Regions from separate parts of the Homo sapiens genome. Here all the other regions are linked to region 2. Evidence: chromatin loops called from intact Hi-C (ENCODE). Cell type or tissue: PC-9. All regions are shown on one strand.

Evidence for each region. Peaks named below come from ENCODE experiments on the same cell type or tissue, not always from the same donor. Only the 100,000 strongest peaks of a DNase experiment are listed, where the experiment ranks them.
Region 1: it touches region 2 in a loop (15-fold over the local background); 4 of 110 quality-filtered maps call a loop at or near these places.
Region 3: a loop joins it to region 2, with 15 times the contacts of the local background. A loop is called at or near these places in 11 of 110 quality-filtered maps.

Annotation. Positions count from the first base shown.
Region 1 is chr21:37,334,431-37,342,430 of GRCh38, reverse strand. LOC124905019 (a long non-coding RNA gene) reads left to right here. Exons shown (of 2, transcript XR_007067861.1): 2 at 892-1,026. Among named protein-coding and RNA genes, the nearest start is that of DYRK1A, 28 kb to the left of the region's middle. In PC-9, no CTCF peak of the experiment used is centred here; DNase peaks (open chromatin) are centred at 640, 3,250 and 3,650; H3K4me3 peaks cover 1,525 bases; H3K27ac peaks cover 3,370 bases.
Region 2 is chr21:37,560,338-37,568,337 of GRCh38, reverse strand. All of the region lies in intron 1 of KCNJ6-AS1 (KCNJ6 antisense RNA 1), which reads right to left. It overlaps LOC105372798 (a long non-coding RNA gene), which reads right to left. Exons shown (of 2, transcript XR_005647073.2): 1 at 3,457-8,000. Among named protein-coding and RNA genes, the nearest start is that of KCNJ6-AS1, 46 kb to the right of the region's middle. RefSeq lists an enhancer at 4,197-4,491 and a silencer at 4,531-4,630. In PC-9, CTCF peaks have their summits at 3,904 (motif pointing left) and 4,191; DNase peaks (open chromatin) are centred at 3,427, 3,797 and 4,367; H3K4me3 peaks cover 2,769 bases; H3K27ac peaks cover 2,480 bases.
Region 3 is chr21:37,655,811-37,663,810 of GRCh38, reverse strand. The region is part of intron 3 of KCNJ6 (potassium inwardly rectifying channel subfamily J member 6); the gene reads left to right. The region is part of intron 1 of KCNJ6-AS1 (KCNJ6 antisense RNA 1); the gene reads right to left. Among named protein-coding and RNA genes, the nearest start is that of KCNJ6-AS1, 140 kb to the right of the region's middle. In PC-9, a CTCF peak has its summit at 4,680; DNase peaks (open chromatin) are centred at 3,760 and 4,620; H3K27ac peaks cover 3,011 bases.

The sequences.
Region 1 (8,000 bases), 230 kb after region 2:
TCTCCTTCCTGTCATCATGTGGAGAAGCACATGTTTGCTTCCCCTTCCACCACAATTGTAAGTTTCCTGAGGCCTCCCCAGCCATGTGGAACCATGAGTCAATTAAACCTCTTTCCTTTATAAATTACCCAGTCTCAGACAGCCCTTTATAGCAGTGTGAGAACAGACTAATACACTAGGACTACAGGCGTGCACCACCACGCCCAGCTAATTTCAAAATGTTTTGTAGAGATGGGGCCTCACTATGTTGCCTAGGCTGATCTCCTGGGCTCAAGTGATCCTCCCATCTCAGCCTCCCAACGTGTTGGGATTACAGGCATGAGCCACTGCGCCCAGCCCTAAAATTCTTCACTACTCAAAAAACTGTGAGCCAGTTTCTGTAAATTTGAGGGAAGAAAGAGAATATTTTTGCATCATTTGTACCACTGTCATATCAAATAACTTGTTGGATACCTACTTAATGCTATTTCCCCGTCTTCCTTTACTTACAGGATCTGCTCCCTAATTGCTTTTCCTCTTTTAAATGGGTATTTTTAAAAATACGGCTTTTTTTTTCTTGGCTTATAGCCATGGCTTCTTGTCCCATAGTGTTCAGAGCCCGGGAACAATTATCTGGCTTAATTTATGGTTGCCCTGAAGGTAATAACATAAATTGCTCATGATTCAGTTTTACTTGTACTTCCGCTTGCTAAGATCTCCCCCTGTAAAACATTCTTGAATGATAACATAACCATCAGCAGTCCTTTACATTTACATGACATTTTCCACTAGAGTATCTTTCGCATCTATTATATCAGTGATCTATACAGGTTTTGGTAAAGAGTAAGAAAAAGTAAATGACCTCAGTAGTGTGGAGGGGCCCTTTAAAACAGTTTTCTCATTCATTCCTAGATTCTAAAACCTTTTCCAAATCCTCAGAGCCATTACAGCTTGGGCAGAACAGAAAAGGAAGGAACTCAACGAAGTACAGCATCTTTTCAGGCAGAGAGTTCAATGCGCGTCAATCAGATGACCACTGCTGCCTGGTCAGACCTGCTGGGTTTGAGGGTGGAGGGGGTGGGAGAGAAAGAGTGGGAGGAGGAGGGAGAGAGAGAGAAGGAGGTTGTGCCAGTACCTCCAGGCTTAAAAAATCTAAAGAGACACCTCAATCAATCACAATGAATGGGAACTTTTTTGGATCCTGATTCGAACAACTTGTTTAAAAAATTACAGGACAATCGGGGAAATGGAGCACTGACTGGATTTTGGTGATATTCAAGAATAATTGTTATAGTAAGGTCCTTTCTTTCTTTCTTTCTTTTTTTTTTTTTGACAGAGTCTTCCTTTGTCACTCAGACTGGAGAGCAGTGTTGCAATCACGGCTCACTGCAGCCTCAATCTCCTGGGCTCAAGCCATCCTCCAGCCTCAGTCTCTCCAGTAGCTGGGACTACAGGCGCAGCCACAATGCCAGGCTAATTTTTGTATTTTTTGTAGAGACTGGGTCTCTCTGTGTTGCCCAGGCTGGTCTCAAACTCCTGGGCTCAGGTGATCCTTCCTCCAGGGTCTCCCAAAGGGCTGAGATTATGGGTGTGAGCCGCCACGTCCAGCCTGTATTCTTTTTTTTTTTTTTTTTGAGATGGAGTTTCGCTCTTGTTGCCCAGGCTGGAGTACAATGGAGCAATCTTGGCTCACTGCAACCTCCACCTCCCAGGTTCAAGCGATTCTCCTGCCTCAGCCTCCCAAGTAGCTGGGATTATAGGTGCCTACCACCACACCCAGCTAATTTTTGTATTTTTACTAGAGACGGGGTTTCACCATGTTGGACCAGACTGGTCTCCAACTCCTGTCCTCAGGTGATCCGCCTGCCTCTGTCCCGTGTTCTTTTTTGAATAGTTTTTATCTTTTAGGAATTCTAATGGAAATGACAGGATGTCTGGCATTTACTTCAAAATAATCTGAGTTGGAAAGTAGGTGGGATTATAGATGGAATAAGACTGGCCAAAAAGCTAATAACACATGTAGAGTCTGAGGGATGAGGACATGACGTTCATGATCAAATTCTCTCTAACTTGATGTCTGTTTGAAATTTTCCATAACAATTTTTAAACAACAACCAGGAAAAACAAATATTGTGACAAACGAACAATAAGACAGGAAGAAAAAGCCGGATTTTGTGTGTGTTCCATTTCCTACTAGGCAACTCCTCAGGTATATTGAGAAGAAATAAACTTGTATTTTAAGGTAAATAAAAGGAATGAGAAACAGGAAAAGGGAGAAGCCCAGTGCTTTTATTTTCCCAAATAACGCTAATATCACTGCACATTTGCATAACGTTTTATGGTTTCAAAGTACTTTTATCTCATTTGCTCTTGGAAGAAGCCTGGTAAGCATATTTGCTGTCATATATGACATGTGATAATATGTCTTGATTATGTTGTTTTTGCATTAAAAAAACTATTTGCTTTAAACCCCTGAAAATATTTCCTTATTAGTCTCTTAGTTATGCTTAAGGATTTATTTCCTGTCCTAGCTTTTGGATGGAAAACTCAGCCTGAATGTCTATTTACAATATTAGAATGCTTAAATGTTCCCCTCTCATGGTTTGGTGCAATTTTATTTTCCTTTTTAGCTCCTATTTGAGGGAATGTACAGGGGTGGGGGAAACCCCTTTTTTATTTCCTTTGAGTCTACCCAGCTGTTTTATTTTGCGTTTGCTTATTTCCCATCCTTCCAGAGTGTGAAGCCATCAGAAGTGTTCTGTTCTTTTTAATACTTTATCAGCATGTCATTTATTAGCCACATTATTCTTTATCTCTTTCCTGTGAAAGCTTTTAAAGTAGAAATTGATGAAGCCATGTCTTTTGTTACTTACATATTATGCCATCAACATTTACAAGTACATTATAAGATTTAAACATAATATCCTAACTTAATGATCCAATTTTTCTTTTCCTTTTTTTCTTTTCTTTTCTTTTTTTTTTTTTTTGGCAACTCAGGTTCCAGGATTCTACCCTGAGCACAGGAAACAACTAGAGTCCATCCCCCACCGCGCCTCCGCACTACTCCCCGGGTATTAAAAATTCTGAGCCAGTCACAGACCTTTAACAAGGTCAAGAGCACTAAATGCCTTATCTTTATGAGGGCAACACATTCCTAAATTGACATGAAAGACCTGGCTGTGTTTGGCCGGCACTGGTGTTTATGGAGACACAACTGCCATTCAAGCATGCGAGGAATGATACGTCATACCAAGACCGTCCTACAAGGATCCCTAAGCAGTGCATGGATGGTGGAGAAGGGAGTTGCCCCAGGGTGAAGGCTTCCCTGGGCTCTGACAGGGGTTACTGGATGACTCTGCAAATATTAAATATAGCTGCATGAATCACACTACAAAATTCCAGGCCTGAAATCTGGTGTCAGGCATAACAATTTGTTCTCCCTCCCTTGCTCATGAATAGCAAAGAATCAATTGAAGAAATTTTGGTCTGTTTAGAGAGCACTCGTGTTTTGTTCCTCCCTCTGGAACACACGTTCTGCATTTGACATGACACATGCTTCTCAAGTGTTATTTTGTGTTTATTAATCTTTGAACTGAATTGCCAGTCCTTCAACTAGAAAGACATTTTCCCAGAACCCTCCTGACTCATGCTAAGGGTACACAACAGCTGATAAACTCCAGTGACCTCAGAGGAGACAGATGGGCCATGTGGCTTCTAACACCCACGTGGCTGTCTGGACCATGGATGACAGCATAGCCCAGGTTAAGCTGGTTGGCAGAAATGCTCAGGACTTTTCCACATTTACCAAGCTGAAAATAGTGGTTATGTCACCTGCTCTTCCATTCTGTCACATCACTTTCCGTATTATCACCTTCTTTACCACTATCCCTCCTTCCTTGCGTGCGTCCGTGCATAGTTTTCCTTATAATTACAAAATAATATGTGCTCATTGTAATAGTAACAAGAGCTAACATTTATTGATTGCTTATATGGTGAACTCTGCTAAAAGCTTAAAAGTATGAATTCGTTCATCTTCAGCAATTCTGTGGGATAGGTATTTTGATCTCCATGTTGCAAATAAGAAAAGCTTGACCATGAAGGGCTCAGAAAGTTTATCACCCAACCATCCTTTCTGAAAATATTTCCTTCGGGGGGGAAAAAGTAATTCAAGAAAGATAATTAAATTCAAAACATGAAAAAGTGGTAACAAATATAAATAAACTGATAAAATTTATACTGAGATCTTAAGATTAAGACATTTAAGAAACTATTTTAAAGAGAAAGAGAAATGTAGAAAGAATTTTATTGCTCAATTGGAACTGAAATTTTAGATTATTCCTACAAAGCATGAGATGTTTAAGATCTTATCTTATTCCAGAGGGAAAAATTATGGATACTGATTCATTCTAAATGTTTATGGAGAAAGATGTTTAAAAGGTCTTATTAAATTAAAGGCCATCTCCTCTAAACTGCCAAGGTCATCGAAACAAAGAAACTGTCATAGCCAACAAGAACCTAAGGGAGACAGGAGGCTGATGTCGTGTGGTATGTTGACACAGATTGTAAAATTTTGACAAAAACCTGGGAAATGTGCATAAACTACAGATTTTAGCTAATAAAATGTGTCACTATTGGTTCATTAATTTTGGCAAGCATACCATATCCATGGAAGCTATGAATACTAAAGGAAACTGGGTGTACTAGGTGTAGAGTAAACAGAAACTCTCTGTACTGCCTACAGCACTTTCCTTTTTCTTTTTAGAATCTAAGTCCTAAAAACATTACTCTAAAGTAAAAATATTTATTCTAAATAATTCTAAGTTAATTCTAATTTAAAATTAATTTATTCTAAAATATAAAGTTTATTTTTAAAAATAGGAGCAACCTCATAGGGCTGTCGTAAGGATTAAATGAGATCATCAATATAAAAAGGTCTGCATAGGGGCTGGAACATAGCAGGTGTTCAAGGAACATGAGCCTTTACCTGAAAATAGACAAATAGGAAGAAAGCCCAGCTCCGTGGGGTGCACCTGTAGTCTCAGCTACTCTGGAGGCTGACGGAGTAGGATCCCTTGAGGCCAGGAGTTCAAAGGCCAACCTGGGCAACATAGCAAGATCCCATCTCTAAAAAAAAAAAAAAAGAAAAAAAAAGAAATAGTACGTATAACTTTTCAAACAACCAGAAGAGAGTTTTAAAAAAAGAAAATTCAGTGTATAAAAAAAAAATCCTAGGAAATAAGAAAGTAAAAGAAATAATAAAGAGAACAATGTAATAAAAAACATAAAATATCAGAAATCAGTAACTATATTAAATGTGAATGGGTTCAACTCACTATTTATTTATTTATTTATGACAGGGTCTCACTCTGTCACCCAGACTGTAGTGCAGAGGCACAATCATGGCTCACTGCAGCCTCGACCTCCCAAGCTCAGGTGACCCTCCCGCCTGTCACCTGAGTAGCTGGGACTACAGGCATGTGCCACCACGCCCAGTTAATCTTTGTATTTTTGGTAGAGACGGGGTTTCGCCATGTTGTCCAGGCTGCTCTCGAACACCTGGGCTTAAGCCATCCACACACCTCAGCCTCCCAAAGTGCTGGGGTTACAGGTGTGAGCCACCACACTCAGCCTCAACTCTGTTAAAGGGAAACATTTCACACCCCTTAAGACGTCTACTATAAAAAATAAAAATAAAACCAAAAACTCCACAAAAATAACAAATGTTGGCAGAATGTGAAGTAATTAGAACGCTTGTGCACAGTTGATGGGAAAGTAAAATGGTGAAGCCACTATTGAAAACAGTATGGCAGTCCCTGGAAAAATTAAACAGAATTACTATGAGATCCAGTAACTCAACTTCTGGGTATATACCTCAAAGATTTGCAAGCAAGATCTTGAAGGGATATTTACATATCTATGTCCATTGTAGCATTGTTCACGAGAGCCAAAAGGTAGAAGCAAATAAATGGATAAACAAAATATAAGGCAGGCGAGGTGACTCATGCCTGTAATCTCAGCACTTTGGGAGGCCAAGGTGGGAGGATCACTTGAGCCCAGGCATTGGAGACCAGCCTGGGCAACATAGCGAGACCTGGAATTTACAAAAATATTTAAAAATTAGCCAGGCCTGATGGTGCACCTCTGTAGTCCTTGGGAGACTGAGGTGAGAGGATCACTTAAGCTGGGAGATCAAGGCTGCAATGAGCTGCGATAGTGCCACTGTACTCCAGCCTGAGCGACAGAGTGAGACCCTGTCTCAAAAAAAAAAAAAAAAAAAAAAAAAAAAGGCTGGGCGCAGTGGCAGCTCACTCCTGTAATCCCAGCACTTTGGGAGACTGAGGCAGGTGGATAACTTGAGGTCAGGAGTTCAAGACCAGCCTGGCCAACATGGTGAAACCTTTCTCTACTTAAAAATACAGAAAATTAGTGATAGGCACTTGTAATCCCAGCTACTCGGGAGGCTGAGGTAGGAGAATCACTTGAACCCGGGAGGCAGAGCTTGCAGTGAGCCAAGATCGAGCCACTGCACTCCAGCCTTGGCAACAGAGCAAGACTCTGTCTCAAAAGAAAAAAAAAACGTAGTTTACACATGCAGTGGAGTATTATTCAAACTTAAAAAGGAAGCAGATTCTGACAAATGTATGGCATGGATGAACATTGAGGACATTATCCTAAATGAAATAAACCAGTCACAAAAAGACAAATAATGCTGTATGATTCCATGTACATGCGATGCCTAGAATAGGCAAAATCATAGAAACAGAAAGTAGAATGGCGGCTCTCAGCAGCTAAGGGTAGGGGGCAATGGGGAGTTGTTTAATGGGTACAGAGTTTCAGTTTTGCAAAATGAAAAACCTCTAAAGATGGATTGCGACAGTTGCACAACAATGTGAGTATAGTTAATGCTACTAAACAGTATGTTTAAACATGATAAAGATGGTAAATTTCATGTGTCATTTACCATAGTTAAAAAACTTTTAAATACTCTTAGGCTGAATGAAAACATAAACATCCAGCAATAACATAATTGTCATAAGGGAAATGCAAATTAAAACAACAATGAGATACCACTACATACCTATCAGAATGTCAGACACTGAAAACACTGATATGGTTTGGACTTGTGTCCCCACCCACATCTCATGTCGAATTGTGATCCTCAGTGTTGGAGGAGGGACCTGGTGGAAGGTGATTGGATCATGACCCCCTCACTGTTCTCGTGATAGTGAGTTCATTCTCATGAAAGCTGGGGGAGGTTTTTGTGTGTTTTTGTTTTGTTTTGTTTTGTTTCTGAGATGGAGTCTCGCACTGTCGCTGAGGCTGGAGTACAGTGGCACAATCTCAGCTCACTGCAACCTCACCTCCCAGGTTCAAGCGATTCTCCTGCTTCAGCCTCCCAAGTAGCTGGAATTACAGGTGCCCAATACCACCCCCAGCTAATTTTTCTGTATTTTTAGTAGAGACAGGGTTTCACCATATTGGCCAGGCTGATCTAGAACTCCTGACTTCAAGTGGTCTGCCTGCCTCAGCCTCCCAAAGTGCTGGGATTACAGGTGTGAGCCACCATGCTGGCCAAAATTTGGTTGTTTAAAAGTGTGTGGCACCTCCCGCTTTGCTCTCTTTCTCCTGCTCCAGCCATGTAGGACTTGCCTGCTTCCTCTTTGCCTTCTGCCATCATTGAAAGTTTCCTGAGGCCTCCCCAGCCATGCTTTCTGTGCAGCCTAAGGAACTGTGAGCCAATTAAACCTCGTTTTTTCATAAATTACTCAGTTTTGGAAAGTTATTTAGAACAGTGTGAGAACAGACTAATACACACCAACAGTAAATGCTGGCAAGGACATGCAGCAACAGGGACTCTCATTCATTGCTGGTAGGAAAGCAGAATCAAGAGCCCCTTTGGAAGACATTTTGTCAGTTCCTTTTTTTTTAATACCTGCAGATTTTAGTATCAAGGCAACTTCTTAAAATGCTATTCTTCTTTAAGTAGAAGAATTTCAGTTTCTCTTCTCAAATATTTTATT
Region 2 (8,000 bases):
CTGAACAGCAGAAAAGAAAATGATCGAAAAGAATGCTGTCATCGGCTGAGCGCGGTGGCTCACACCTGTAATCCTAGCACTTTGGGAAGCCAAGGTGGGTGGATTGCCTGAGCTCAGGAGTTCAAGACCAGCCTGGGCAACACGGTGAAACCCCGTCTCTACTAAAATACAAAAAATTAGCTGGGAGTGGCAGCGTACACCTGTAATCCCAGCTACTCAGGAGGCTGAGGCAGGAGAATCACTTGAACCTGTGAGGTGGGGGTTGCAGTGAACCAAGGTCATACCACTGCCCTCCAGCCTGGGTGACACCACTGCCCTCCAGCCTGGGTGACAGAGCAAGACTCTGTCTCAAAAAAAAAAAAAAATGCTGTCATCAAATTATGCTTCTGGCCGTGATGGAGAACCAGAGGAATCCTTCTGCTGCAAAAACAAAAAATTTAAAAAAATTACTAGACGAAATACATGAAAAGCTTGTTTTCATACAATTGGATGTGAGCAGGAGCTTCAGAGTGTAAGCTAAAAATAAAATCCTAAGTCCTCCCCACAAATTAAACGAGCCCTCTCTTGGCCAAAGGGACCCCTGAAAAACCTTAAAAATTGAGTTCCCAGCCATGACAGGATGGGCAGGCAGACATGCCTCGTTAATGCCTCCCATTTTGCGGTTTAGACACAGCTGATGAGCATTAATGCTAAAATAGAGATCATAGGACAACAGATTCTGTGACAATAAGATATCACACTATAAATAAGACATCAAACTATAAATAAGACCTATGGCCACGCCAGGTGTCAGGCTCACAACTATGCCAAATGTCACACTTGGGGTCAGGTTCCAGCCCATGCTGAGGTCCAAAGGGAGTGGGTAGATGAGCAGAAAGAACAGTCATGGGGTGGTAGGCAGGTGAATATGGTTTTATTCAACAGCAGCTTTCATCAACAGCTTTCTCACACTGTCCGCCCTGTCTCGGCTGCTTAGTCTGGTAGCTCCCACACACACAGCTGCGCAGCCAGCTCTCCCTTGCCTTCAAGGTTGGCAGCTTAACTCTGTCTCTCTCTGGGCGCCAGTGAGCCAAGCTGTGTCCTGGTTCCCCTCTGTCCATCTGCAAAGATGGACAGCTCTGGCTCTCTCTCTTTCTCTGGGTGCCAGCACCTGTACAGTGTCGGCAGGGCAATTATACCTTTTACAGACAATAGTGGCTTAATGCCAAGGGACGGCCTTCCCATGTTATGGCTCCGTGGATGCGATAACAAGTGGAGTTATACGCCTGCGCTCTAAACTCCCTGAGTCACGCAGGATGTAAACATCCCACCTTGGCCTATCCTTGACCAAAGCACAACCATGTTCCTTACACCAAGCAAGGGTTGAATCACTCACCTCTATGCTTAAAGAATAAATTCTGTTCTAACAGCCACAGAATTTTTCTTTTTCTCTACCGTCTAAATAAGCACTGGTCTCAGGATAAGCAATATTAAAACAATTTGCAGCTCACGCAGATAAGGCACAGACTAACTGCCCAGCCATAACTACACCTTTGATTGTACAAGACACTGATGTCAGTAACTTTCTCTAGATGAGACACCACCAATCCAATCATGAACTAGTCCTAGCCAGTTTACAGAGGGTGCACACTTGAGTGCTTTTGTGTCCCAAAAGGAACTTTTGACCTATAGGGGCTAATTGTAATACATTCAAATGTTATTTTCCACCCCAAATGAACATGGGTTGTATGTTACATGCATGTTTGTTCAATATGCATGTGTCAGGACCCCCTTCATAAATACTCACATCTCCTCTGATAATCTGTTGAATATGTACATTTGGTCAACATGTTCAACTTAAATTTCTGACTTACCCCTTCTTCCCCCAGAGGGCCTGTCTCTGGTCTTTGAAGGAGGCTCTTCCCAGCCTACAGGATGGCCACCCTGCAGCCTATAACCCCTTATAAGAAATAAAGTCTCCTCTGCAGGCGTGGGGGCTCACGCCTGTAATCCTAGCACTTAGGGAGGCCGAGACAGGAGGACTGCTTGAGGCCAAGAGTTCAAGACCAACCTAGCCAACATAGTAAGACCCTGTTGAGGCAGGAGAATGGGGTCTAGAAGCAGGGAACCTAAGGCCAACTCATGTTGACTTCCTAGAACTAAATCAAAAGGAAAACCCCAACTTTCCACAACAAAGTAACAAAAGGACCAGAGATAAACCCTCCATACTTTCCCATTTTCTACAACCAGACAGACTGATTGCAGGCTAAGTCTTTGTTTACATAGAAGTGTAACTTTGTAACTTCACTTTAGCCGCTGATTGGTTGCTTTCCACAACTAATCAGACGTTTGCATAGTGTGTAACCTTTGTAACTTCACTTTGTAGTTACAGTAGATTGCAAGCCACTACTTCATTTGCATGGGTGTACAGCAAGTGGCCAATGGGAAACCTCTAGAGGGCATTTAAACCCCAGAAAATTCTGAAACCAGGCTCTTAGTCCCTATGCTCGGGTCTGATCCCATCTTGTGGAGTGTACTTTCGTTTTCAATAAATCTCTGCTTTTGTTGCTTCGTTCTTTCCTTGCTGTGTTTGTGGGTTTTGCCCAGTTCTTTGTACAAGACGCCAAGAACCTGGACACCCTCCACCAGTAACACTGTCTCTATTTGAAAAAAAAAAAGTGAAACTCTGTGTCTACTAAAATACAAAAATTAGCCAGGCATGGTGGCGGGCGCCCATAATCCTAGCTACTCGGGAGGCTGAGGCACGAGGATCGCTTGAACCCGGGAGGCAGAGGTTGCAGTGGGCCGAGATCGAGCCACACTGCACTCCAGCCTGGGCGACAGAGCAAGACTTTGTCAAAAAAAAAAAAAAAAAGAAAAAAAAAAGGAAGGAAGAAAGGAAAGAAAGAAAGTCTCCTGGTCCAAATTTCTAGATTGTGTGATTTTCAAGTTAACAAGAGACAACCTGGTCTTCAAAGCCTGACTGCCTGCAAGAATATTGGGATGGGGGGAGGACGCTGCAGACACGGACGGTCACATGGCCGCTGATACTGACTCACTCAGGGCAGACAGATATGGCAGGGAAAAGCAAATATTCATCCTGGGAAATGCTGAGCTTCAGGTGCCCAGAGGACAACCAGGTGATACCAAGCAGTGGCTGGGGATGTAAAAGTAAGGCACGAGAAGGAAGAACACCACGCCTGGGTTTGGAGGTGCACTGGAATAAGCCTGTTCTGTAGCATCTTCGCGCCTAAATACTTTCCCTCTCCTCCACGTTCATCTAGTCTCCTTTGCCTAAAAAACCATTTCAAATGGAGCCATTAGGAGCCAGCTCCTGGACTCCCGCAAGCAAAGTAAATAGCTTTGGCACCCAGCATGACTGTGCTAATTGAGGTCGAGTGGAAAGGCTGGGCTGGGAAAAAGTCTGAACTCCTGGGTCAGAATGACCTGGATTCAAATTTCAACCCTGCCACCTACCAGCTGTGCTTCCCCGAGTCATTCACAACCTCCTGAGCCTCAGAATCCTCTTGAGTGAAACAGAGATAAAACTCGTCTCATAGGGTAATGAATTTCACAAACCAGTTCCTAACTGGAGGCACTCGGTGGTGGCAGCTGCGGCGTTTGCACTGTAATTGTTGATGGGCTCCCTTTCTCTCTCTCCCCCTCCTAGACTCAGCCCCACTGAGCAGCCCCGGCTTCCACAGGCCCCCATGAGTCACACTGGTGCCTGGCGCTGCAGAGCTGGAGGAGGCTGTGGGGAAGGGAGCTCAAGCTGGCCACCCCAGCAGGGCTCATGGAAATCCTGGGCATGACTCAGCTGTGACGATCTGAATTCATATTTGTGATTTGTCAGACACACAGGAACGACGACAGCATCAGCCTGCCACCTTCTGCCAGGAAGAAGATAACCAATGCTAGCAACTGTGAGTCACCACAGAGGTTTCGCTGCAGATCCACCTGGGGGGTGCACGGGGGTGAGGGGCTGTCCTAAGGTCCAGTAGACGTTCCCCGGGGGGACAGGAGTGAAAAGCAAGTTGGGAATGGGCTTGGATGTCGTGGAGAGGGGACATGGCCTCTGCAAGGATCTTCCCAGAAGGGTGCCCTCAAGGCACCACGACGTCACGGGCAGTAAGGACGTGCACCCTCGGAGCAAGCCTGTTTTCCTCCGGAGCAACTTCGGAGCTTTAGGGCATTCGCTGGAGGGCCTCATGAGGGACGGCTGCCCTGCAAGTTGCTGGGGACCAAAGGACGCAGGGCGCGAAGCTCAGCAAGCAAAGGTGACCAGCCCTACCGAGAGCCGGTAGCAAATACCCGAAAAGCTACTCTGGGCCCACGCCTGCGCGCTCGGAAGACGCCATGGCAACCGCAGCAGCACCGCCCCCCGAAGCCCGGGGCTGGCGCTTAGGGCGTGGCCAGGGAGCTCCCAGTCAATCGACGCCGCGGACGCACAGTCACGTGGTCGCTGCGGACGCGGACGGGGACGGTCACGTGGCCGACAAGCGGGCTGCGTTCTTTCGCCTTGGGCCCCTCGGAAGCGTCCGCAGCCCCCTGGAACCCTAGCGGTGGGGTCTTCCAGCTGGAGCGGCCTACGCCGGCGGCTCGCGGCCCCCGCCGCCGACAGCCTGCAAGCGTCCCGCTTGGTCCCGCCGCAGCCCCGAGATGGCGCTGCGTTCAGAGGCATGCGTGGGGGCTTCCGAGCCTGCGATTTCCTGGCTTTTGAGCATCTTTGTCTCCACTCTCCACGTCGTCCTCTCAGGAAAACTTGAGGCCCGAGAGAACGTTCCAGCAGGAAATCTGCGGAAATCGGATGGGAGCAGTGCATGCCAGGAACTCGCCAGCTGCTCCCAGATACATGTCTGCTTCCTGCAACTACCCTGCGGGGCGGGCTACCTGGTCCCTGCCTTAGAGATGAGGAAACAGGCTCAGATGGCATTGAAAACCTTCCCCGAGACTGCACAAAGCCAGGCTTTTCCCACCAGGACACCCTACTCGCTGCTTCTGAGTGACCATCCTCGTGCCACACTTCAGGTGTGAGGGGAAGGGCTCAGCTAAGCTCAGTGCACTGGGCCCTGTCCCGGAGGAGCCAGCTGCCGAACCCAACCTCGTGTCTTCAGGACAAGACAGCGTGTCACCAGTGCCAGCCAGAGTCCCCGGCCTTGGCACTGCGCTGGGCTCAGAGGAAGGAGGAGACCTACCAGGGACTTCAGCTGTAATGAGGCTACTCTGGCTGCGATGGGGCCACTTAAGCACAGAGCCGGCCAGGCGTGAAAAATGGTCTCCCTCACATACACTTAACCGAGCCAGCTAAGGAGATACCAAAACTGTCCCAACTTTTTTCATGTCAAATGAATGAGGTTTGTTTCAGTCCCAACAGCAAAATAGAAATGCTGTCTTAGTAGAATCAAACTAATAGCCACTAATGGTAAATCCAGCCCTTTCTACCATTTAAACTCTCCCTGGAAATGCCTGAAATTCCATTTTAGCAGTTCTCGGATTCGGAATCATCTTCTTTGTATTCATTGATAGATGAAATGCACATAACCTCTAAATTTCCAGTGGGAGAGGAGGTCAGACAAAGCACTGGGCCCTAGGGAGAGGGAAGTGGAGATGCAAAAAAGGGAAGAAGGGCCCCCCTCCTTTTGGAGAGACTCTAAGAGGGGCCACTGGATCCACTCGGTGCATGTCACTGAGGAAGCTCTAAACCCTGGTTTGTCCAGTTCAGCACTCCCCAAGCCTTAGAAGGTTGTTTGTCAGCCCCTTGTGGGGTTCTGTTCCAAAGACTGCATGAACCCACTGAATGCCTAGAGCCACATGTGGCCATATTCACAGGGATATGAGCAAGGAACTCCAACATGTTCTTCTGGCCACGCTTCCCTCTGAGCAGCCGTGTCATCAAGAGAGTAAGAGTTCAAAACTAGGCTCTACTCTCCCAGGATTCACCAGAACCACTTCTGTTTCCCTTTCCAGGAAGCAAAGCAAAACCACACTCAGAAAATAACGAGAAAGAGCCATAAGTCAAAGGAAAACAAGTCAATAAATCCACTATCTATGGCTCCAAGGAGTAGAGGAAGCACCCAAAGTGATATTATTGTGAAACATTATTATTAATATGGGAAAGCCGCTTCTATGTGGACCTGCTCCTGACTCGTATCTCTTCATCTACACAGACTCTTGCTGATTTCAAAGGAAAGCCCCAGGGTGGGAGCGTGGATACTGCAGGAGGGTGCTGGTCTTAATCATCTGAGAATGAGATCTTACCTTCCTGCCTTACCCTTCTAGAAAAAAGGGCAGATTCAGAAATCAAGAGCCCCTCCGTTAAGTTTTGAGAAATGTTATCATGAAAATGAAGCATATCGGCCAAAGGAAATTAAATCCATCTTGGCTCCCCACTACCAGTACTGCCAAATGCTTGTTCAGGGAGTAACAGTACATAGATATCTGATTAGAATCAATCTGATGTGATCCAGGGAAGGCGGAGTAAATCACTCCCTACAGTAAGTGACCTTGTTGATCCCCTACTAAAGACGTGGAAGAAAGAGCCGGCAGGCGTCTGAGGAATTGTGGCCATCATTTCCAGCTACATGGAGGGCCTATACACCAGAACTCCCGGAGGGCCTTTTACATTTTGGTGTGGGCCATTGTTCCCTTTCCCTCTTGCCCTCAGCCCCAGGGGTATGACACATTGTAGGGCTCACTGTCCATGAGTCTGAACATCAGCACCAACAGCGGGAGCAGCAGGGGAGAGAGGGCCTTCATGCAAGGAGAGCACGCCACCACCTCATGCCCCAGCTTCTACACCTGTTACCCACTGTTCCATCTTTAGGAGGCTGACTCCACCTGGTATTTCTACCAGATCTAAATGATCACATCAGGGATCCAGGCACAAGTTGTCAGGACACAGGAAGTAACCACACAATATTTGTGCAGCCCTTTGCAGTCTACAAAGCACTTTGATATGATTTTCTGTAAGAATATCATTATATTCCCTAGGTTAAAGATTAGGGCCCTTGAGGCACAGTGTTATTGGCTGAAATATGTTCTCCAAAAATTCGTATGTTTAAGTCCTAACCCCCAGTACCTGATAATGTGACTATATTTGCATAAAGCGTCTTTAAAAAGATAAATGAAGCTGGCTGTGGTGGTGCGCACCTGTAGGCCCAGCTACTCAGGAGGCTGAGGCAGGAGGATCACTTGAGCCCAGTAGTTCAAGGCTGCAATGAGCTGTGATCATGGCGCTGCACTCCAGCCTGGGTGACAGGGCAAGACTCTGACTCTTAACAAATAAGAGTGAAATAAATGAGGTTAAATTAGGTCATAAAGGTGGGTCCTAATCCAATATGACTAGTGTCGTAAGAAGAGATTAGGACACAGACACACGCAGGGAAGACCATGTGAGGAGCCAGGGAAAAAATAGCCATCTACAAACGAAGGAGATAGTCCTTGGGAAAAACCAACCCTGCTGACACCTTGATCTCAGACTTCTAGCCTCCAGAACTGTGAGAAAATTAATTTCTGTTGTTTCCCAGGCTGTTGTATGTTACAGCAGCCCTAGGAAACTTAATACACACAGGGTCGTCAAACGAAAGCTGCAGGATTATGCCCCAATTAACTGATTGCAGGAACAGTGCTCTTTTCCCTCCAGGCAGCATGTACCTTGGCATGAACTAGAAAAGGCTCCCATTGCTAGAGATAAATTCTACTATTTGTTAGGAAACTGACCTAGGATGACCCCTATGAGAATGGTGCCCCTAGAGTTGCTCAGTGCCTGGCACGCACTACTGTACCTGGTGACCTAGAGTGGAAAGCACATTTGGACACCCTCCACGGCAGCGTAACACAGGCCATTGATGAGGCTGAGGCTCCCCAAGCACTAGACAGCAGTAAGCTCTGTGAACATGGGCTGAGATGAGCCAGTGAAGCCTCATAATGTCCAAGCAGCACCTGCACCAGGAAGGCTCAAAGCGGCTTTTGACATCTTCAGTGGTACTCGTAAGGTATCATCACAGAGGGGCTGTGTGGCC
Region 3 (8,000 bases), 95 kb before region 2:
ATTTAATTTTTCAATTACTGATAGAGCTGTCATTATGATGGTGACTGTGTCCATTTCATCTTGTACTCTTGGTTTTTTCTACTGTGAAACTGTATTATTAGATGTATATAATCAGTATTCTTCTCCTGGTGAGTAGAATCTTTCATCATTATGGTGACCCTTTCATCTCTTGCAATACCTTTTGCCTTCATCCATGTTGTCCCATATTAGTATAGCTATACCACTGTTCTTTTTGATTAATATTTGTTTGATATATCCCTTCCTATTATTTTAGCTTCAACTTTTCTATGCCCTTTTGTTTGGGGAGTGCCTCTTGTAAACAGTATGTAGCTGGATTTTTTTTTTTTGTTTCATGAAACTCTCTTTGTCTTTTAACTAGAGAATTAGCTGAGTGCTCTAAGACAGTGGTCTTCAACTTTTTTGCTCACATACTCCTTAAACATTTGGGAAAACTATTAGGCCTCTCACATATTTTTAATTTGACATCCAGAATTTTTATTATAAGCTTAAATAATTATAAAAGATGTTTTTTCTAGCATACTGTAAATACTGACATAAACAATTACAGAACTCATGTAAATAGATCCCATGGAATATAAATTTACAACAATTCAATACCCATCATCGTCCACTAAAAAAACACAAGTCAAGCCTTTCTTTAAACATCTGGAGTTTTAGAGTATCCTTTTCTTCCTTGAACTTTTATTTCCATTTCATCTCACCTACAGAATTTTATCCTAATATATTAAATTTTTTTTGCTTCCAAGTATTTTTTAATCACCCTCTCAGACCTCTCTGCAACAAGAATATGTATACAAAATTTAAAATATTAAAAATCTTATCAAAAACAAACCACCTCATTAAAAAGTGGGCAAAGGACATGAAAAGACACTTCTCAAAAGAAGACATTTATGTGGCTGATGAACATACGAGAAAAGAACTCAACATCACTGGTCATTCAAGAAATGCAAATCCAAAACCACAATGAGATACCATCTCACGCCAGTCAGAATGGTGATTATAAAAAAGTCAAGAAATAACAGATGCTGGCGAGGATGTGGAGAAATAGGAATGTTTTTACACTGTTGGTGGGAATGTAAATTAGTTAATCATTGTGGAAGACAGTCTGACGATTCCTCAAAGACCTAGAACCAGAAATATCATATGACCCAGCAATCGCATTACTGGGTATATACCTAAAGGAATATAAATCATTCTATTACAAAGATACATGCATGCATATGTTCATTGCAGCACTATTCACATAACAAAGACATAGAATCAACCCAAATGCCCACAATGATAGACTGGATAAAGCAAATGTGGTACATATACACCATGGAATACTATACAGCCATAAAAAGGAATGAGATCATGTCCTTTGCAGGGACATGGATGAAGCTGGAATAATGGAAGCCATTATCCTTAGCAAACCAACACAGGAACAGAAAACCAAGCACCACATGTTCTCACTTATAAGTGGAAGCTGAACAATGAGAACACATGGACAGAGCGAGGGGAACAACACACACTCAGGCCTGTCAGGGATGGGGATGGGGAGGGAGAGCATCAAGAAAAACAGTTAATGCTTGCTGGGCTTAGTACCTAGGTGATGGGTTGATAGATGCAGCAAACCACCATGGCACACATTTACCTATGTAACAAACCTGTACATCCTGCACATGTATCCTGGAACTTAAAATATAAAAATAAAAATAAATAAAATTTTCTCTGATCACAAGACTGCAAGGATTAAATTGTTTTCTTCTAGATAGTTATTATAACATAAGCAGAACGCAAATGATCAAAACATAAATATATTAAGTTTTGGTAAATAATTTTTAAGTACAAATAGTAAAATTTTATTAGAATTATGTCTCTTAGGCTGGGCGCAGTGGCTCAAGCCTGTAATCTCAGCACTTTGGGAGGCCGAGGCAGGCAGATCACGAGGTCAGGAGATCGAGACCATCCCAACTAACACGGTGAAACCCCGTCTGTACTAAAAAAAAAAATAGAAAAAATTAGCGGGGCATGGTGGCCGGCGCCTGTAGACCCAGCTACTCAAGAGGCTGAGGCAGGAGAATGGCGTGAACCTGGGAGGCGGAGCTTGCAGTGAGCGAGATCGCGCCACTGCACTCCAGCCTGGGCGACAGAGAGAGACTCCAGTCTCAAAAAAAAAAAAAAAAAAAAAAAAAACTATGTCTCTTAAGGAAATGGGTGGAGCTTCTAATTTTTTTACATGTAGCTATAGATTAATATGACTTACTGGTAGTCTAAGGCAGGATTCAGCATTACTTCTGTTCCAATCTTTATTAGTTTAGATATATGCACTTATGAACATTATTCTCAAAATTACAGAAAAGGGAAGAAATGAGTATTGATGTAGCACATCACTCTGTTCTATGAACCCCTTTGGAGTCATTTGTTATTAAAAATCACGTGCTGATTAATCATGGAAAGTTATTTTAAATTACCCATAAGCTGTTTCCGTTTTGTTAAAAGCAAATAATTAGAACCCACCTATCTTACAAAAGTTACTAGTCATTTGTTACTAGTCATTATAGACAGTCACATTCTCACTTTCAAGGAATTATACCAAAAGGTGGGAGTGGGGAGGGGGTCTTATCAACAGTTATCAAATAACTATTAATCTGTTACTCATAGTTAGAAAAGCCTCTTTTAGCCTGATATCCTGTGAAAATTTCAGAAACATAGAGATAGTATGAATTTCAATAGACCCTTGCAAAAAAAGTTGAATATGGATTTACAATATTCAATTGTATTTTGGCCAAAAGATCATGAAAGTGTTTTCCCTGTAAATGTTGAAGAAACTAAGACACTATCTTACCTCTATCCTATGTGACTTTCTGTCAGAGATGTTCCATCAATCTGCTTAGGTGTGCACATTTTCACTTTCTCAACCTTAAAATCATGCAAATGATCCAACCAAGGCACAGACGGGGACACCGATGGGAGACAGGCCTTACCAAGATTAGCGGTGTCAATTAAGGCCAAACGGGTGCCCTCTGGTGCAGTGCCTGGCCCGCAGTAAGCGTGCTCTCCAACAAGCTCCCTCCAGCCCTGGTGGTGAGCATGACAGCAGCATGCTCTGAACCTCATGGAGAGTCCCAGCACGCCTTCTCCCCATCCCAAATTATTTCTAACACAGGTACGCCAGTGAGGTGTGTGTTTGCTGCCTGGGTGACATGAGCTACCATCGTCTACAAGTCTTTGTTTGGTCCTTATGGGAACAATGCATTCTGTGGCCATAGTAGGGAATGGAAGGGGCAAGGTCATTAAAGGAAAATCAGCATCCCATGTGCTAGCCCACTCTACAACTCAAATGAATTCAGAACCTCACAGCTGGGCCAGAACACCCCACGACCAGTGCTTCCCATTCAGGGTAGAGCATGGGAGAGAAGGAGAGCCCCGAAGCCAGCCTGGGGCACATGATGCCACTATTAGAAGGGTGTCCAACAGCACTGATATTTCTTATCTCTCGCCCCTTTGTCTAGGGCCTTGCACCCTGTGGCAGGAATCCTGGTAAAACATGGCCTTTCTTGGTCAAGTTGGAGGGGACCAGTTGTGAAAGAAAAAAGGAAGAGAGTGTAGGTGTGTGCCCAGGCAGGTGCCTCTTGGGAAAGCTGCCTGGACAGTGAGCTCTGCACGTGAGTCTCACCCAAGCTGCTGTGCCAAGTCCCCAGGAAGTGGGCACACCAAAGCCACCTGAGGTCATGGGGTTAGCACCTGCCCCAGGGCAGCCTCCCTCCAGCATTCCTGCAGCTCTCTGGACTTTGGCATCCTCTTTTGACCTCTGAACACTTCCCTTTCTTTTTAACTTTGTCATGTGCAGCCATCTACATTTCTGAAATATAGCCAGCATTTTAAACATTACAGAGGGAGACAGTTTTCTGAGTTCTCTAGACAGCCATGTTGCCAGAGATGATAGTGATGGGTAGTTTTATAAAAGGTTTTGAATCACTGCTCATTGGAGAGGGCATGAAGAAGCCAAAAGTGGACAAGGTTGAATCCTGAAGCAGCAAACGTTAGAAAGAGTCATATCTATGGAGGCTTCAGGTATCAGGGATGATTGTGGTCCAGGCATTGGGTCAAGGCAAGTCCCACATCAGATGGGGAAATTGAGGCTATAGCCCTGTACCCACTCAGACTCCTGAGTACCCCAGGTCGGGGGGATCTGAGGCAGTGGCTGGAGCCAGCAGCCTGCCCTCCAGCTAGACTGCATTTCTGCTCTTTCCTCTGCCCTTCCCTCTTTTAGTTTTCCGCTCTTCTTTCTCTTTTTCCATTCTCATCTTCTTCTCTGTCACATCTCAGACCTGCCCAAGGAGGGCTGGTAGCATCTGAAGCACTTGGGGTTGCAAAGGACCTGCCATGTGTGAGGGGTTGCCACAGGCCCCTACTCCACCACATCAAGGGCTTTGCTGTCCGCGAGGATGTTCTGAGACATGGGGCTCACCCTGCCTCCCTTGGGTCACACCTTTTGGTGCATGTCCATGACTTATTTGGTGCTCAGTTCGTGGTCAGGAATGCAGCCTCACAGTGACACATCGTTCTTGTGGAACAACATGATCTGATCTGTGATTCAGTTTCCAGGAGTTCCTGGAAAAAAAAGAAAAACAGGGACTGCGTGGAACTCTTCTTCTGGACTCCACCAGGGGCCCTGAGAGCACAGTTTTGACACAGGTGCAGTAAGTTCTTAGCAACTGAAGCCCTTACAAAGTAGCAAAGCATTCCATGCTGGGAAACTTCATTTTAAAAACATCTTGTTTGAGAAACGAGTTAGGAGTGTTCCCAACTTGGCTTCCAGCTAATGTAAACACTGAAAACAAATTAATCATTTGGAGAAAGAGAACAAGGAGTTTAATGTTTTGAAGTGTGGGAGCCAACATTTCCAGATGGACTCTTCATGTGTTGGGGTCAGAAAGGAAAGAGGACCAGCCTGGGCATTGGAGGATCTGGGTAGCCCTGGGCTCCGCTACTGGCCAGCTGAATGGCCTGGGGCAAAGGACCACTGCCTCTGTTTCTTCACCTGCAATAAGAGGAGTGAGGAACGCCCTCTGAAGTCCCTTCCACCCCAGTGAGCCAGCACTCTTGGCCTCAGCGTCCCTTCCCCTCCTGTAAGCGCTGCCTCTGGAGCTTACATTGCCTAGTGTGCACTTGGGAGAGTGAGCAAAGTATCTGGGTATATTTTCTCTTTTCATCTATTCTGCAGACAAGCCAAAAAAGGAAAAAAAGGAAAGAAAAAATCTCTCTGTATCACCACCACCCATTTCTTCGGGGCTTTCTAAATCTATCACAAAGTTGCCTGCTAACATCGCTTAGCCTGCTTGCTGCAACATTCTAGCAAATGAAAAGCTCTTCTCAGATGTTCTGCACTGCAGATATTTCAGGACCCATTTTAAATGGCTGCAAAGCAGCAGAAACTTGACAGAGAAATTCCCCCACGTGGGTAGGCATTTCCAAGAAACCTCAGTTTTCTCATCCAAGCTAAATCGCAATGTCATGCTCGTCTTCAGGGACCAAATACTTCCATCTCTCCATTTAATTCACTGTGCGTTCCTGCTGTATGCTTGAGGTGCTCTGATCTCTTTTATTTTCCACTTAATCTCTAAAATGAATGTCTGAGTCGTGACCACTGTGAAATCAGTTAATTGAGCCCTTACTGCAGTGTTCCCTGCCCCCACCAGGTTAGAAGCAATTCTGTTCCACACAGAATAAAGTAACCTGTAAATATTTGCAGGAATAAGAGCCTCGTTTTAAGAGAAAACCCACAAACTACAAAAATGAATCTTGAAGCCTAAGACCAGCCCTGCAAGGCAAGGCAAGGAAAACCTGGGTGGCCAAAGATCTGAGTTCAAATCCCGACTCACCACTCTACCAGCTTGCAGAACCATCACTGGAAAGACACCGTCGTGAAATACTGATTTCTCAGATGCCGTCTCCCCCAGAAAATTCCCTTCATGGAGCAGGGACTTTTCTAAACCAGAGGGTGGCCTGGGCGGGTCAGTTATGAGAAATTACCACTTTCTCTACTACCTCTTCTCTAAGACCTCACTTAACTGAATTTTCATCAGGAATGATATGGGCAAAATTAGAAGACTGATTTTCACTGAGTCCAGAAAGTGAGGGGCACCCCTCTGGTTTGTTACAGGCACCCAACGATCCCAGCTGAGTCCCCAATCTCTTTGAGAGGAGGGAGAGGAGAGGAAGGGGTCCTAGTGAACCCCTGTCAAGCTGGGAGCAGGCAGCCTCAGTGCTTGTGCTACTAAGGAAGAGCAGGAACTATTTTCTGGGCACACTAGGCAGACCCTCACCTGTCTCAGAATCCCCCGTCCTTATGGCAGAGAAGGTTCCCAGGGCTCCCACTGCTGAGCCTCACCCCAGACCCACCCCTAAGGTTTTCAGGGCCAGAACAAGAGCACAAATGGGGCCCCCAGGACATGCCTCTTCTCTCCCACCCTTATCTCCTGTCTCATCCAGTGAGGGTCATTGGTGACGTGTGTAGGTTCACCCCAACCAGCTCCCCAAGTCCCATCCCCAGCTCTGCAGCCCTGAGCCACCCTTCCATGACTCTAGCCAGCACAGGCCTTGGATCAGGGCCGTTGGAGGAGAGAGTTCCCAGGTCCCAGATACCTGGGGACCGGCTGGGGGTGAGGCAGGGGTTCTGGGTGGACTGGTCCCCTTGGCTTCTCAGACTCCTCACCCTGTGTAGGAAGGCCCATGTGGGTACCAGGGCAGGACACCCTGTCCCCTCCCTCCTCTCCAAGAAGCAACCTCTCTGCATCTTCTAGGACCTCCAATGGCAGAACAGGACAGCGCCATCACTGACATCCCCTGGAACTTTTCTTTGGGTGGGAAGGAAGCACAAGCATCATTGAGTACCCTGGCGCTGGGGTGCCAACTTCTTGGGCCAAAGGACAAGAAAATATCCTCTCATTATAGTCTCTTCCAGCAGAGAGAAGGAAGCATAAACAAAAGCAGCCTCCCCTCCCCAGAGAAGAGAGACAGGAGGCTTGGCCACGTAGAATGTGAATTTCTCTTCCATCCTCAAGTTTTGAGGACAGTGTCCCTGACAGAAGGCAAGCCAAGGGTCTGATCTCCAGCCACCGTCCAGCTCAGGCAGGCCGGGGAAAGGACAAAGATAAGAATCGCCCTTGTGTCCCATGCCAGCCCCAGCCGCTCCAGCTCCAGCTGCACCACCCCTGCAGGGCTGCAGAGCCATGGGGAGGCTGGGAGAGGAGCGGGCAAGGGAGGCTGCTATGCGGCCCACCTCAGAGGTTAGAGTACCACATGTGAGCCTGGGTGGGGGGCCACCATGCTAAAGCTCATCGTCTACCCCACAAACCAACCACTTTGACTCAGCCTGGGTCTGCAGCTGCAGCCCGGGAAGGCCCCAGCAGGGAGAGGAGAGCTGGTGGGGACATCAAGGCAGCCCCTTAGCATTCATGAGGGATCTGAAGCTGGCATGCACAGACCAGGCCTGTGTCTTCTGTGTGAGGAGCTTGTCAAGATTCTGTGGACCCTGAGCACAGCAGGAAGAACCCCCAATGATTGGATGAAAGCACTAGAGCCAGGAGTCAGCATCTCCTGTGCTGCTCAGCAGGGAGAAGGGGTGTGGCCAGCTGATGCCAGCCTGTGGAGCAGGGGTGTATCATTTGGAGAGGGCACAGCAGCATCACGCTGAGTCCAGGCACCATGTCCCATTATCATTGATGTAACGTGTGCATGCCACGTCTGGCAGCACCATGGTGATGCAAAACCCCTAAGTCCATGAGGGTCCAGGAAGGCCCCCCCATGGGCCATGGCCATGTGGTGTCACACGCTCTCTCCTATGCCATCCTCCCAGGGCTGTGTGTGGGAAAGAGAAAAAGAGAGAGAGCAAGAGAGACATAGGGGAAGTTCCACACCCAAGTCCATGGAATGATGTCAGCCAAATACAGAAACAGAAGTGCAAACCCTGACCTCCGTGGCTTCGTCTTGCT